Regions from separate parts of the Homo sapiens genome. Here region 2 is linked to region 1. The links are chromatin contacts, found by Hi-C or POLR2A ChIA-PET in ENCODE. All regions are on one chromosome and are shown on one strand. The core of a region is the stretch at or near the end of the contact, and the rest is flanking DNA. Distances in the headings are between cores, read along the strand shown.

Region 1 (6,428 bases), core at 2,006-4,505:
TAGAGAATTAAAACATGTAGGCTGGCCGGGCAAGGTGGCTCATGCCTATAATCCCAGCACTTTGGGAAGCCAAGGTGGGTGGATCACCTGAGGTCAGGAGTTCGAGACCAGTGTGACCAACATGGCAAAACCTTGTCTCTACTAAAAATATGAGCATGGGGGTGGACACCTGTAATCCCAGCTACTTGGGAGGCTGAGGCAGGAGAGTCACTTGGACCCGGGAGGCGGAGGTTGCAGTGAGCTGAGATCATGCCACTGCACTCCAGCCTGGGTGACAGAGCAAGACTCCATCTCAAAAAAAAAAAAAGTCCTCTGGGCACAGTAGCTCACACCTGTAATCCCAGCACTTTGGGAGGCCAAGGTGGGTGGATCACCTGAGCTCGGGAGTTTGAGACCAGCCTGGGCAACATAGCAAAACCCTGCCTTTGCCAAAAATACAAAAAATTAGCTGGGCATCACCTGTAGTTGGGAGGCTGAGGCAGGAGAATCGCTTGAGCCTGGGAGGTGAAGGTTGCAGTGAGTCGAGATCGCACCATTGCACTCCAACCTGGGTGACAGAGTGAGACCCCATCTCAAAAAATAATAATAATTTAAAAAATGTAAATCGCTTAGAAGAATGTCATCACATGGTGAGATACAGTAATTGAGCTATTATTAGCTTTCTAGACCTCATAGTAACCCTATGCTGCCACTTCTATGGTCCCTATTTTACTCCTGGGGGAACATAAGGCCCACAGACAGTCATCCTCTCCATTTATTGCATTTACTGTGTCCATCCTTCAGCTAGCACGAGGGATATGGTAGATGCCTGGCAGTAATGTCCCGGCCCTCAGGGTGTGTGCAGCCTCTCAGGGAAGCCGGATGTTAAGGATTTAATTACCTCTGTGGTATATGCCACAAGTGAGACGTCCCAGTATTGGGGTGAGAGGTGGGGATGGCAGGCCCAGGTGTGGTGAGTAAGTGGTGAGTTTAGGTGGGGTTAAAAGATTGCCTGGGAGGCCAAGGCAGGAGGATGGCTTGAGTCCAGGAGTTCAAGACCAGCCTCAACAACATAGCAAGACCCAATGTCTACAAAAAATTTAAAAAATAGTGGGGCACGGTGGCATGTGCCAGTAGTCCTAGTTACTCGGGAGGCTGAGGCAGGAGGATTGCTTGAGCCCAGCAGTTTGAAGCTACAGTGAGCTGTGATGGTGCCACTGCACTCCAGGACTGGGAGAGAGACAGAGACCTTGTCTCTAAAAATAATAATAAAAAACGGTTGCCCCACCTGGCACATAGCTGGTGGGGGGCTGAACCAGGATCTGAAGTTACACCTGTGAGTCCAAGGCCACCTCCCTTAACAGCTCTGCCACCTTCCTTCCCAGGAGCATCCCAAGAGGGAAAAATGATTATAAAAAGCCAAGCTGATAATCAGCTCCTCATGCACTTTCTGCTAAACAGCTGAGCTGCCAGAACACCTGGAATTTCCCTGGGTAGAAAGTTGGGCATCATTGTGGTGCAGCCTCTTGGCCTGTTGCCTGCACCTACTGGCCTTCTAAGAAGTTTGGGGGGAAGTAAGCATTGCATTTGAGGTGGCCTTCCCACTGACCTGGGGCACGTAACTACCTGGGGTTGGGGATGAAGTTCAAAGTGAACACCCAGCTGGGCCACTGGAATCAATACGCAGGGAACGTGCCCACTGAGATGAACACCCTCCCCCTTCACCCTGGGCGCCAACTCAGTGGTTAGTCCACCTCAGAGCTGCACCGGGAGGGCCAGGCAGACCTCGTCCCCGGGCTACTGAGCAATCTGTGCAAGGGCAGCGTAGCAGCTGGAACTACCAGAGGGCCCAGAAATGACAGCAGCAGCAAGTGGGGCAGAGACTCAGTCCCTGGGAACAGGCATGTCCTCCCCTCACACAGGAGCAGAGGGAAGGGATACCAACAGGTCTCCAAAACCTGGAGTTTGGAAGAATATAAAATGTCCCTCTGGTGGCCAGGCATGGCAGCTCACACCTCTAATCCTGGCACGTTGGGAAGCCGAGGCGGGAGGATCGTTTGAAGCCAAGAATTTGCGACTAGCAGGGGCAACAGAGCCAGACCCCGTCTCTACAAAAAATAAAAATAAAAAAATTATCCTGCCATGGTGGTGTGTGCCTGCAGTCCCAGCTACTTGGGGGCTGAGGTGGCCTGGGACGTCAAGGCTGCAGTGAGCCACGATTGTGCCACTGAGCTCCAGCCTGGGCAATGGAGAGAAACCCTGTCTCAAAATTAAAAAAAAAAAAAGGAAAGAAAATAACCCCAAAACCTCCCTCTGGGATCTTTTAAGGGAGATGGAACTGCTCTAAAATTGGATTGTGGTGATGGTTGCACAACTGTAAAAGTATTAGTAATCAATGAATTAATTGTACACTTAAAACAAGTACATATTATAGCATGTAAATTATACCTCAGTAAAGCTGTCTGGGGGAAACTCTCCCTCTGGCTCTGACCACTGAGCCATGCTCCGGGCCACATGTCCTGGGTGGGGTTTTGCACGTAGCCATCTGCGTGCCCTCTGGACCCATGACCAAATGGGCCATTCATGAGAGAGGGTGTGGGAAGCCAAGGGCTCAGTCTGTGGTTTGGGAGCGGGAAACCTGGTTTTCTGAGTGCTTCTAGAACCGGTTTCCCTGTGTCTGTTCCATCAGAGGAGCCTGTACCAGCCAGGCAGCACCCCTCCTCAGAGGCCTGAACCCTCCTGGGATAGGAAGCCCCTCCTTGGAGCTCCTGAGGCTGGGGGAAGGGTCTCAACAGGCTGCCCTGGGGGGCCTGGACCAGACTTGGCAGTCTCAGCAAACCTTGTACCTTTTCAGGGATGTGGCCCAGCAGGAAACCTGGGTTCCCCTTAAAAGATCCCAAATGTGGCACATGCCTTCAACTCTACCTTCAGCCCCCGTGGTGACCATGGCAACCATGGCGTCCTGATGCAGTTATTCTGCCCTTCTGTCTGATGAAGGGTCCCATCCTGAAATTTGGAGCTAGTTGCCCCAGCCAAGGGTCAGGTGCTTCTCACTTCATCCTCAGCTCACCCCCGTGTGGGGTGTGGACTTGGAGCTGAAGGGCAATGGCATGAGTCCAGCCTCTGACACTTCCTAGCTGAGAGGTAAGTCAACCAGTCTCAGCCTAAGGTCCCTCATCTGCAGAAAGGAGCATGGGCCTCCCTGGATTGTACGGATGCTCAAACAAGATAAACCATGCTCAAGGGTCCAGCACGGCTTTAGTACAGCATCAGCCAGACGCTGGGAGCTGTAATATCCGATATGGCCATGGGGTGGAGCCAGATACACATGTATCTCATGAACCGAGGGCTTCAAAGTGACCCAAAGTTACAGACGTGCCCAAACTCCAACCACCCTCAAGATCCAACTTACAGAGCCTGTGAAGGGGAAGGAGTCACAAGGTCTCTGGATGCTTGTCCCTTTCATCTCGGACTATGTCTATGAATATCTCCCATTCCCACAGCCATCCAGCCCCTCTCTAGATCCTGACTGTTGCATGCTTGGACCACTGCAATAGCCAACTGGTTCTGCTAGGACCTCAGAATGTCAGAGCCAGGAGATAGCCCAGAGACCCCTAGGTTCTGCCCATTTACCTGATGCTGAAGTGTAGCGATTGTTAATGACTGCCTCAGGCCTATCTCTTCTTGGCCTAGCCCTAGCCAAAAATCCCTTACTCTCACGGAAGATGAAATTTCTTTCAATCCTTGAAACACAATCTCAGGGACTCCCTCTGGCCTGGATGCCCTCCTCTGCCACTCTCCTTGAGTAGTGAGCTCTTGCTTTAGTCTCAGCCTGAATGCCACCTCCTCAGGGAGGCCTTCCTGACCACCTCAGCAGGCTGGTTTGTTGCTGCGCAAGGCCCTGCACCTATTACAATCAGTTGTTCTTTTTCTGTCTTCCCCATTATCAGCAGCTGTTATAAGCCCTGTTTTATAGGCAAGGACATTGAGGTTTTGGGAGTTTAAATAATTCCCAGGCCACACAGCAGGTGGGGGAGGAGCCAGGGTTTGCCAGAGCCTATAATGGTCTGCTGCCTCCTGTGGAAGCAAGCCAGGCCCATGCCATGCTATCCTCCCCCTTAGACCACCAGGGCCCCGAGAGTGGGGACTGAGCTACTTCTGAAGTCCCGGGCCTCACATAGAGATGATCTAGAAACACTTGCATGAACACACGCCTCCCACAAGAATGCAACAGAGGAAGGCTGGTCCCAGTGGCCGAAGACCCAGGTTCTAGGTTCAGTTCTGCCTTAAACTCCCCATGGAGGGGTAACTACCCAGGGACTAGGAACATGGAGGGTAGTGATAACCACAGGGGAACCAAGACCCACCTTGAACACAACATAACAGCAAAGCAGGCCTCAGCGCTCTTCCAGGGCTTACCCCTTCCGCCAGAGGCTCCAAAGGGCTCTGTAGGCCTTCCTTGGGGGTAAGAGAGTGGGCACATGGGGGTCTTGAGGTTTCAGAGAACATAGAATGCACAAGCCCAAGAAATTAATGGGGGACCCAGTCTACCCCCACACACTCCTGCACCAGGATACCCTTCCCTGCCACCTTCCTCCCCACCCTGAAGAAAATCCTGTGCCAGGCCTGAAAACAGAGTCATCTTCTCTCCCTGGACATGGGCCTCCCAGGCGTGTGCGCTATGAGCTGGGCTGGACTGGGGGTGTTTGAATCTGCTTCCCTCCAGCTCGCCGACCCAGCATGACAGCTGAGCCTGCAGAAGTCCTTGTTCCCCACGGCCAATGCCCCTTTCAAGTGGGTTGGACACAGCTTCCTGTGGGCATTTTCCTGCCACCTGCCCACCCAGGTTGAAGGGGGCATGGCAGGGGATGGACAAGGTTTATTTATCTAACGTTCTGTTCCCTCCCTCAGCCTCCCACAGCTCCAAGGTCCAGCTGGCCCTCCTGCCCATCAACATAAAGAGGCTATTTGTGCAGCAGCCAGTGGCAGGGGGCTGCAAGGACAGTGTGGCCCACGTCCCTGGCCAGATGGGTGGTGGCAGGGCTTTACAGAGCACACAGAGCCATCTTGATGATAGGTGTCTGACCAGAATGCAGCCAGGCATGTGTGGGTGGACTTTCTACCCCAATCCCCCAGGAGAGACAGGGACTTGGGATGCCCTGGAGTTTCCAACAGCCTGCAGGGTGGTAGGGGCAGCCTCGCTCCACAGGCAGCACCAGCCCTGGCCAGGACTCCCAGAGCAGAGAGGGATGCGGTGAGATGCTCCTCTCCCAGCTCTCACCTTCAGCTCGGCCAACCCAATTCCATTCCCCCAGCCTTTTTGGGGTGGCTGCTCTGTACCCAGGCCTGGGCTAATGGAGGAAAGGAGAAGAAAAACAGAAAATCCCATTTCCTGAGCTTTTGTGATGGGTTAAGTACATAGGGGCATTTTCTACGCATTTGCTCCCTTGAACCTCACAATCATTTTGCCACATGTACCACGGGGGCCTTGCACAGATGGGGAAACAGACTGGAAGAGGAGAAGTGAGCCATTCAAGCTCACAGGCAGAGCTGGGTGTCCCCACAGTTGCCACTGCAGTTAATTTAACTCAATTCACAATTTCAGCTTTGACCCTTGAGGTGATTAGCCTACGCGGTCCCTGGCATACAGCTGGCACTCAGTAACTACCTGCAGAGTGAAGGGAGGCTGCTGTGGAGAGGTTCCAGGGCTCTGTCCACAACCTTCCATTTGCCTCCTAGGAAAAGGAAGGGAGTAGGAGGGTGTATGACTCAGTGCCCAGTTTGTGATCCACACGCATCATCCCAATTCATTCTCCCCAGTGCCGGAGCAGTGACTCCGGGTGACTTACAGAGAATGGAAGGCCACGCAGTCAACCCACAGCAATGCTGCTGGTGAGCAGGGAAGCCTGGACTCTAACTCAAGAGGCTGGCAGCCAGACATAAGCCGAGCAGTCGCCCTGCCTTCCCGAACAGGCCAGACCTGGCATTCGACTGGGATTGGGGATGTGGGGCTCCTGGAGGAGACACCCCACATTCTCAGTGCTATTCCAGCTGCACTGCCACACACACCACCTTGCCCCTCGTCTTCCTACGGGAACCCTGAAGCAGGGCTGGCAGAGTTCATCTGTCCTCCTGGGCTCTGCTTCTCCCAGGCAAATGGCAGCAACAACCTCTGTCCCCCTCACTGGACTCCCCACAATTTTACCATGCAGTCCAAGATGAAACAACCATCCCCAAAATATAAATGGGAGGGGAGGATGAGAAAGTCATGCAGAGGAGAGTGTTTTCTTGAGTCTGACCTCCTCCCACCCCAGGCCCCAAGCAGCATCTGCCTCTGCCCTGGCCCTCCTTCCCTGGCAGCCTCCCTCAGTGTCCTAAGCCAGCCCCTGCACCACCTTAACCAGCCCGGCCCAGTTCCCAAACCTGTGCTCTGGCTGGGGCAGGCCTCC
Region 2 (6,428 bases), core at 2,826-5,325, 180 kb after region 1:
ATAGAACGTTACAGAATATCTTGCATTGTAATTTGGATACATATTAATTCATGAAACTTAATTTCATATACATCTTATGCATTAGAATTATATAATTTATTGGGTCATGATGTAAAATGTATTTCTAACTTTGAGTCAAAGTCAAACTTCTTTACCAAAAGCAAACCCTCTCCAGTTGTCACAGTTTAAAACTCCATGGCAGGCGCAGGCATGGTCTCTCTCTGCCGTATACCCAGTATCTGGCACACAAAAGGTGCTCCACAAAGTCACTGAAAGTTGTTTACAGATGAAAAATGCTTTAGGCTTCAGGAAGGTGCTCGAAGAGGTATTGCGGTGTGAGGCAAAGCACGGTTCAAGGTTTGGTGCACTTCTGTAGCTTTGGGCAAGCCATCCCTAGGCCTGAGTGTTCTCAGCTGTGGTGAAAACCACTTCCAAGGCCCTTTCCAACCCTAAGGTTCAGAGACTGCTCCTGGGCTAACAAAAATTTGCTAAATTCTGACCTCTAGTGGCTGTGTCCACTCATTACTCCTTCCAACTGGGATTGCTGGCATCTATACTTCCAGGCTGTTTCTTCAACATTCACTCCATAGACTTCCTGAACACCTACTATGTGTGCATTGCTGAGCAAGGAGGAGCAAGTAGAGCTTGGCAGACCTGGAGCTGCCACTGGAGTCCACCACACCAGAATTCAAGCCCTGGCTCTACAACTGGGACAAAGTCACTCCCGGGAACAAAACCACTTCCTTCTCAGGGTGGCTGTGTGGATGAGAGACCAGGGGGAACTACTATGATTTGGTTCATCATATCCGTAATCCAAGAAGATGAATGTAACTTAGTTCCTGCTCTAGAAAAGCTTCATCCCTTCCCAAGAAGAAAAGCCTCTCAAGGAGGAAGAGCTGACCAGCAAGCAAGGATAGGTTTGATGATGGAGGGTGAGGGGCTCCAACCACACAGACCTGCACACGGTAGGGAGGAGCAGAGGGAATTTAGTGCTGCTCAGCTTTTAGTTTCTGCAAGGCCTGGATGCTTGGACCCAGGGCTCAAGGTGACTTACAGGCATCCATGGGGCCCAAAGCAGTGATGCTGACTGTCTCAGAGGCCTTCAACTATTTAGTCAGAAAGGCTGTTCTGCTGAGGGTTATCTGGTGAGGCTGTTCAAAAGTGATCTCCAGTCACTTCGGTAATGTGAACTTAGACTCCTCTCTATTTTTAATTTTTATTTTTTGTAGAGACAGGGTCTTGCTATGTTGCCCAGGCTGGTCTCGAACTCCTGGCCTAAGCAATCCTCCCAAGCATTGGGATTATGGGAGTGAGCCACTGTGCCTGGCCTTAGATTCTTCTCTAAGTGAGAAATTATTATAAAACAGTAAAAGTAGGAAAGGCCAGCAAGGAGCTCCCCAGGGGTTAGTACAATTACATAATTCGACTCTTCTGGAACAAACCCACAAGCCGAAGCAGACTTTTCTGAAAAGTGTTTGCCTGGCAGACATAGTTATCTTATGACGGATCACTATGAGCGGTGATAACTGCGCCTTATATTTTCCCAAGAACTTTCACATGTAGCCTGATTCATACTATACCCCATCATACCTCCACCAGAAACCACAAAGGCTAATGTTCTAGAGACCCAAATGACATAAAGATACATTTCAGATATAACCTACTACTATAACTACAAAAGGTTAAACTTCTTTAAGTCTTTTTTAAAAGTTTGTCTTAAGTTTAAAAAAAAAATCCTCCAGTATAAGTAGTGTTATATGGTACTCAGTTTCTACCAAAAGCAGCAGTTCTCTCCAGCTCTGGGATAGTAAAAAATGAACCTGAGCTAAATACATGGGAGATTTTTGAAAAGCTAATGGTATAAAGTAACATTTAGTGAAAGGCTGCCATTTTGGAACTCATCAAATGTTAATTTTCTTCGGTGTGAAATGATTTGGTGATCAAATAGGAGAATTTCTGCATGCTTAGCAAATACAAACTGAAGTTTTTAGTCAATCTAGGTGAAGGGTATATCGGTGTTTATTGTACCAGTCTTTTAATTTTTTTTTTTTTGATAAATTGGAATATTTTCAGAGTAAAAAGTTAGAGATAAAAAGACATGTTCAACATAGAGCTCTTTTGGATAATTTGCCATTGTTGTACCCATACTGAAAGCCAAAATCCAGATTTTGTCAACTTTACTCCAACAATAATACAGCAAAATCCACATACAGATTCTATCTGAAACTGCCTCCTTCCAGATCAATATTAAACCAAGTAGAGGGTGAGCCTTCAGGCCTGCAGGCTAGAGAATTAGGGGTTACCACTTGTGCCATTAGGAAAGAGAACTTCATTTTTATTTAATACTTTTTGGATCATAATTATGCACTGAGTACTCTTCTAACTTTCTAAATGCCAATTCATTTACTTCTTATAAAAACCCATCTTGTAGGTACTATTATTATCCCCACTTTGCATTTAAAGAACCCAAGGCACTTGCCCAACATTACACAGCTAGCAAGTGGCAAAGCCGGGATTCAAACCTAGGCAAGGTGGCTCCAGAGCACAGCTCCTCACAATGCCGCCACATTGCCCATCTTCAGAGAACAAGTATCAATCCTTCAGGGACCTAAGACAGGCTTGATGTTCATAGTCCTTTCATTATTGAAGGGTTAGCCTTTGTGAGACACTCATAAATGACTTCAAGTCCTTCTACCAATCATCCTGACAAGGAAAAACTCCAGGCTATATTCTGTTTGAAAGGCTAGAAAGGAACTAAAGGCCCAGTAGGTATGGTTAGACTGAGGGTCGGATATTTACCTATACATGTAACAGCATGCTGTCCAGCTAATGAAAAGACGTAGGCACTTTCATGTGTACTGTTGACCTCTAGAAGGCAATGTTAGATCTAAAATACAAGGTGTAGGACAATGTATATCGTCGGCTAAACTTCACTTGTGTTTTCTGTCAAGGATAAATAATATGATATGTTTGTAAGTGCATATCTGTATAGTTTATCCCTGATAGAAAACACATATCCAACAGGATATGCAAGTAACTAATAACAACCACTGCCTTTGGAGAGGGGAACACAGAAGCTGGGGCTCAGTGCTGGGAGGGAGTCTGGCTTTTTGGAGTGGATTTTTGCACTGCTTGGCTTTTCATGAGGGGCATACGTTACTATTCTGAATTGCTATGTTATAACATTATGAAGCGGGGTGGTCACAGCAGGTTCCAACACAGTCCTTATAACATCTTTTATCAGCATTCTCAGTAGCTCAGGCTTCAGAATTCAGCTCCTGGGAGTGTAGTAGTGCCAGGTGATTGGCTAGTGGCTTTTAGAGGCTCCCATTCACAGACTGAGTGGCAGGGCCTGTCCACTTGATGAGCTGTGGGTAGATGTAGATGTTAAACCTGCTACTTTCAGGACACTTCAGAGAGCCAAGTCCAAATGAAATGTGAATTCTTTTCATGTGCTTTACTAGCCCTAGGGTTCAATCCATTCTATTCCTAATGCAGATGAAAATAAGAACCTGGCCAGGAGGCCTGCGAATAGGGTGACTGCAGAGATGTTATCTTGGGAGCATCTTCTCATCCCTTCTTGGCTGAGGAATCCCACATTGCACTGCTCTCAAAAGCTCCTTCAATTGTGGACAGATGGGCTTTTCCCTCAACTAAAGGATATTTGCTTTTATTGTTCTGAATGAAGTGAACAAAGTCCATTCACTTGCACTGAAATAATATATTGCTTTGAGTTTATTTTAAGAGCTGCTGTCACACCACTCTGGGATCCGACCTCATGGTTTCTTAAAGGCTAACTAGGGCTGTCTACCATAAACACCAGTGCTGGAAACCTGGCCCAGCTTCACCCACTGACTCAACCTGGCACAGGTCCAGGCCCCAGGGATGTATGGGCCGAAGGACTGGAGGTGGAGTTCACTGGCAGATCAGGGACCTGGGGTCATTAACAAACTTTTCCAACACTTCTTATTATAGTATGTGTTTGCAAAAGCTAGACTTTGAAAAGTCGCCTTTAAGACCGGTCAGTTTACATAGGATTTAAAGATAGACTAATGCTTCCTTCTCTAACTAGTGTGGAAATGGTATTGTTCCTTGTCAGAGTAGCTACAGTTTCAGTGTCTAACCACTAGGGGCTGAACTAACTCTACCAAAACTATTTTCTAAACCATGTCTTTTGCAAATTAACAGTTTCCAAGATGACTGAATTACACCGTTCATAAACAGTCATGTCTAGAACCATCCCTTCCAACACTGAAAGGCTTTGATGTTAGAATAGAGGGAAATGTCAGGTTTGTGTTCAAAGAAGGGGGGCAAGCATGAAATAGGAAATAACACAAATCAGAGAGAACATGAGAAGCAGAATGACATCAAAACGTCCTAGTGTGGTGACCTCACTGTATCAGAATTCCTTGTCTAGCCCCCACCTCATCCTCTATGGAAACAAAATCCCCAGGGTAGAATCTGGGCTCTGAATGTTCAGAGGGCTCCAAGGTTGAATCTTATGTACAGCCAAGATCACAACAACTGTGCTAGCCCAACACTCCTTTAGAGAGGAGATGGAGGCTCAGGGAGGGCAGGTACTTTGACTATCACCTTTCCAAGTCACTACTGGGAAAAGTCCCGGGTCTCCTGACTCTCCATCCAGTGCTCCCCGGGAGACAGTATCCCCTTCCAGGGCACCAGGGCATCACTTGTACATTATACCACTTACGATTTGGTTTCTGGCAGTCCTGCTGAATGATCCGGTGGATCTTTCTGTGCAGGTCTTTGTCTTCTCTGGTTACCTAAATAGGAAAAATAGTTGAGAGAGAGAGTGTTCTTAGGTAACACAGCAGTTGTGTCATCCAGACTTCCAAATTAGTATTCAGGATAGTTTCTAAAGATTACATAATAATCATCTTCCCTACACCATTAATGTGGTGTTTGATACTTGGCCTAGTGTCAAACCAGTTCTGCCCAGAGGACACGTCCTTGGGAGTTGGTTCATTGGGGCAATGAGGTTAAAACAAAAAAAAAGCTGGAATTGCATACTTTTAAGGGACAACTTTCTTCTTCAACACTCATAACACATTTTTGTTATTTGTTGTTATAGTTTTGAGCGAGGCACAGTGATCAAGGCCTCCAATCTCCACCCCATGACTCCTTCTTCTGGGCCCTGACACCTGTCTTGTGTTGCATCAGTTTTCTTGCTTCTCCCAACCACAAGGAAAAATAAAAGGAGAAAAAAAAAAAAAAAACCCTGCAAGGACAGGCTAGCATGAGAGTAAAGCTAGCCTATCCACTGAAACACATTCTGCTCTCAAAGGTAGACATAACTTAGTCTTTTTCTTTTTCCTTTTTTTTTTTTTTTTTTTTTTTTGAGACGGAATCTCACTCTTATCGCCCAGGCTGGAGTGCAGTGGCACGATCTTAGCTCACTGCAACCTCCGCCTCCCAGGTTCAAGTGATTCTCCCGCCTCAGCCTCCCGAGTAGCTGGGATTACAAGCGTGCACCACCACGTCCAGCTAATTTTTGTATTTTTAGTAGAGATGAGGGTTTCACCATGTTGACCAGGCTGGTCTCGAATGCCTGACCTCAAGTGATTCCACCCGACTTGGCCTCCCAAAGTGCTGGGATTATAGGCGTGAGCCACCGCACCTGGCCAACTTAGTCTTTTTTAACCAGCTCAGATTAAGAGGGAAGCAGCACACAACAGGTTTCACCTTCATGTTCCACAGTGAATCTAGTAACAAAAAAAGAGAGAAAGAGAAAGAAAAAAAAGAAACAGAAAAAGAGAGAGGAAGAAAGGAAGAAAGAAAATAGGCATGCAAACAAATAGCTGTAAGTTTCCTCCTTAAAGACAGCCCAAGAATGCCTGTCTGACCTGCCTTACTGGAGGGGGCATCTTGAGAACACCTGCCTTCTCTCAGCTCACAAGGTTATGACGAAGATTAAACAAGGTCATGTGTGAGAGCTGCTGAACCTAGGAAAGCACTAGGCAAACAGAAGTGTTGACTTATTTTAACCATTTCCCTGAGGCAGGGCTTCAGGAGAAAGGTGACTACAAAGCAGTGGAGAGATGAAGTCAGAGATGGCGACAAGAGATCTATTTGTGCTTGATCACAATGATTCACAGGAGGAAGTACCCAGCCCCACCACGCCTTGCCCTGGACTGCTGCTCCTCAGGAAGGGCTGCTCTCTAAAGGCCTGGGAGGAAAGGTGTGTCCCAGAGCAGGGCTCAAGGTGAGCTGCCCCCATAGCTTCTCCAACTTCCAGGAAGCAACCAACTCCCACCCGGCCTTCCCATGCCAGGACTCCCATCCTGGGACGGTGTGGGAGGCACTCGCCCTTATGTAGACTGGGATACCTGCTTCAAAAGTTATTTAAATGGTATTGTAATTTCTAAAATCTCTCTAAAGAGGGGAGTCACTAGGGTAAATCAACATCA

What was found. A loop is a pair of places that touch in the nucleus more often than their neighbours do. ChIA-PET counts read pairs that join two places held with the same protein, here RNA polymerase II (POLR2A). Pooled maps may share reads with other maps.
Region 2: a loop to region 1 is called in a map of HepG2, with 10 times the contacts of the local background. The contact joins two enhancer-like sites. A Hi-C loop is called at or near these places in 52 of 168 maps with a recorded cell type or tissue (A673, CD14-positive monocyte, CD4-positive, alpha-beta T cell and 35 more), 37 of 37 single-sample maps with no recorded cell type and 41 of 50 pooled maps. POLR2A ChIA-PET finds 5 or more read pairs at or near these places in 7 of 52 experiments (BJ, CD4-positive, alpha-beta T cell, CD8-positive, alpha-beta memory T cell and 4 more).

The regions. Positions count from the first base shown.
Region 1 is chr10:103,709,801-103,716,228 of GRCh38, forward strand. All of the region lies in intron 5 of SH3PXD2A (SH3 and PX domains 2A), which reads right to left. Among named protein-coding and RNA genes, the nearest start is that of SH3PXD2A-AS1, 34 kb to the right of the region's middle. Within about 2 kb of position 3,256, at least 3 of the 41 ENCODE cell types and tissues checked have a DNase peak (open chromatin) inside an H3K27ac peak, as active enhancers do; they include mammary epithelial cell, where a contact is called at or near this core.
Region 2 is chr10:103,884,361-103,890,788 of GRCh38, forward strand. It overlaps STN1 (STN1 subunit of CST complex), which reads right to left. Exons shown (of 10, transcript NM_024928.5): 9 at 4,712-4,784. Among named protein-coding and RNA genes, the nearest start is that of STN1, 31 kb to the right of the region's middle. Within about 2 kb of position 4,076, at least 22 of the 41 ENCODE cell types and tissues checked have a DNase peak (open chromatin) inside an H3K27ac peak, as active enhancers do; they include mammary epithelial cell, where a contact is called at or near this core.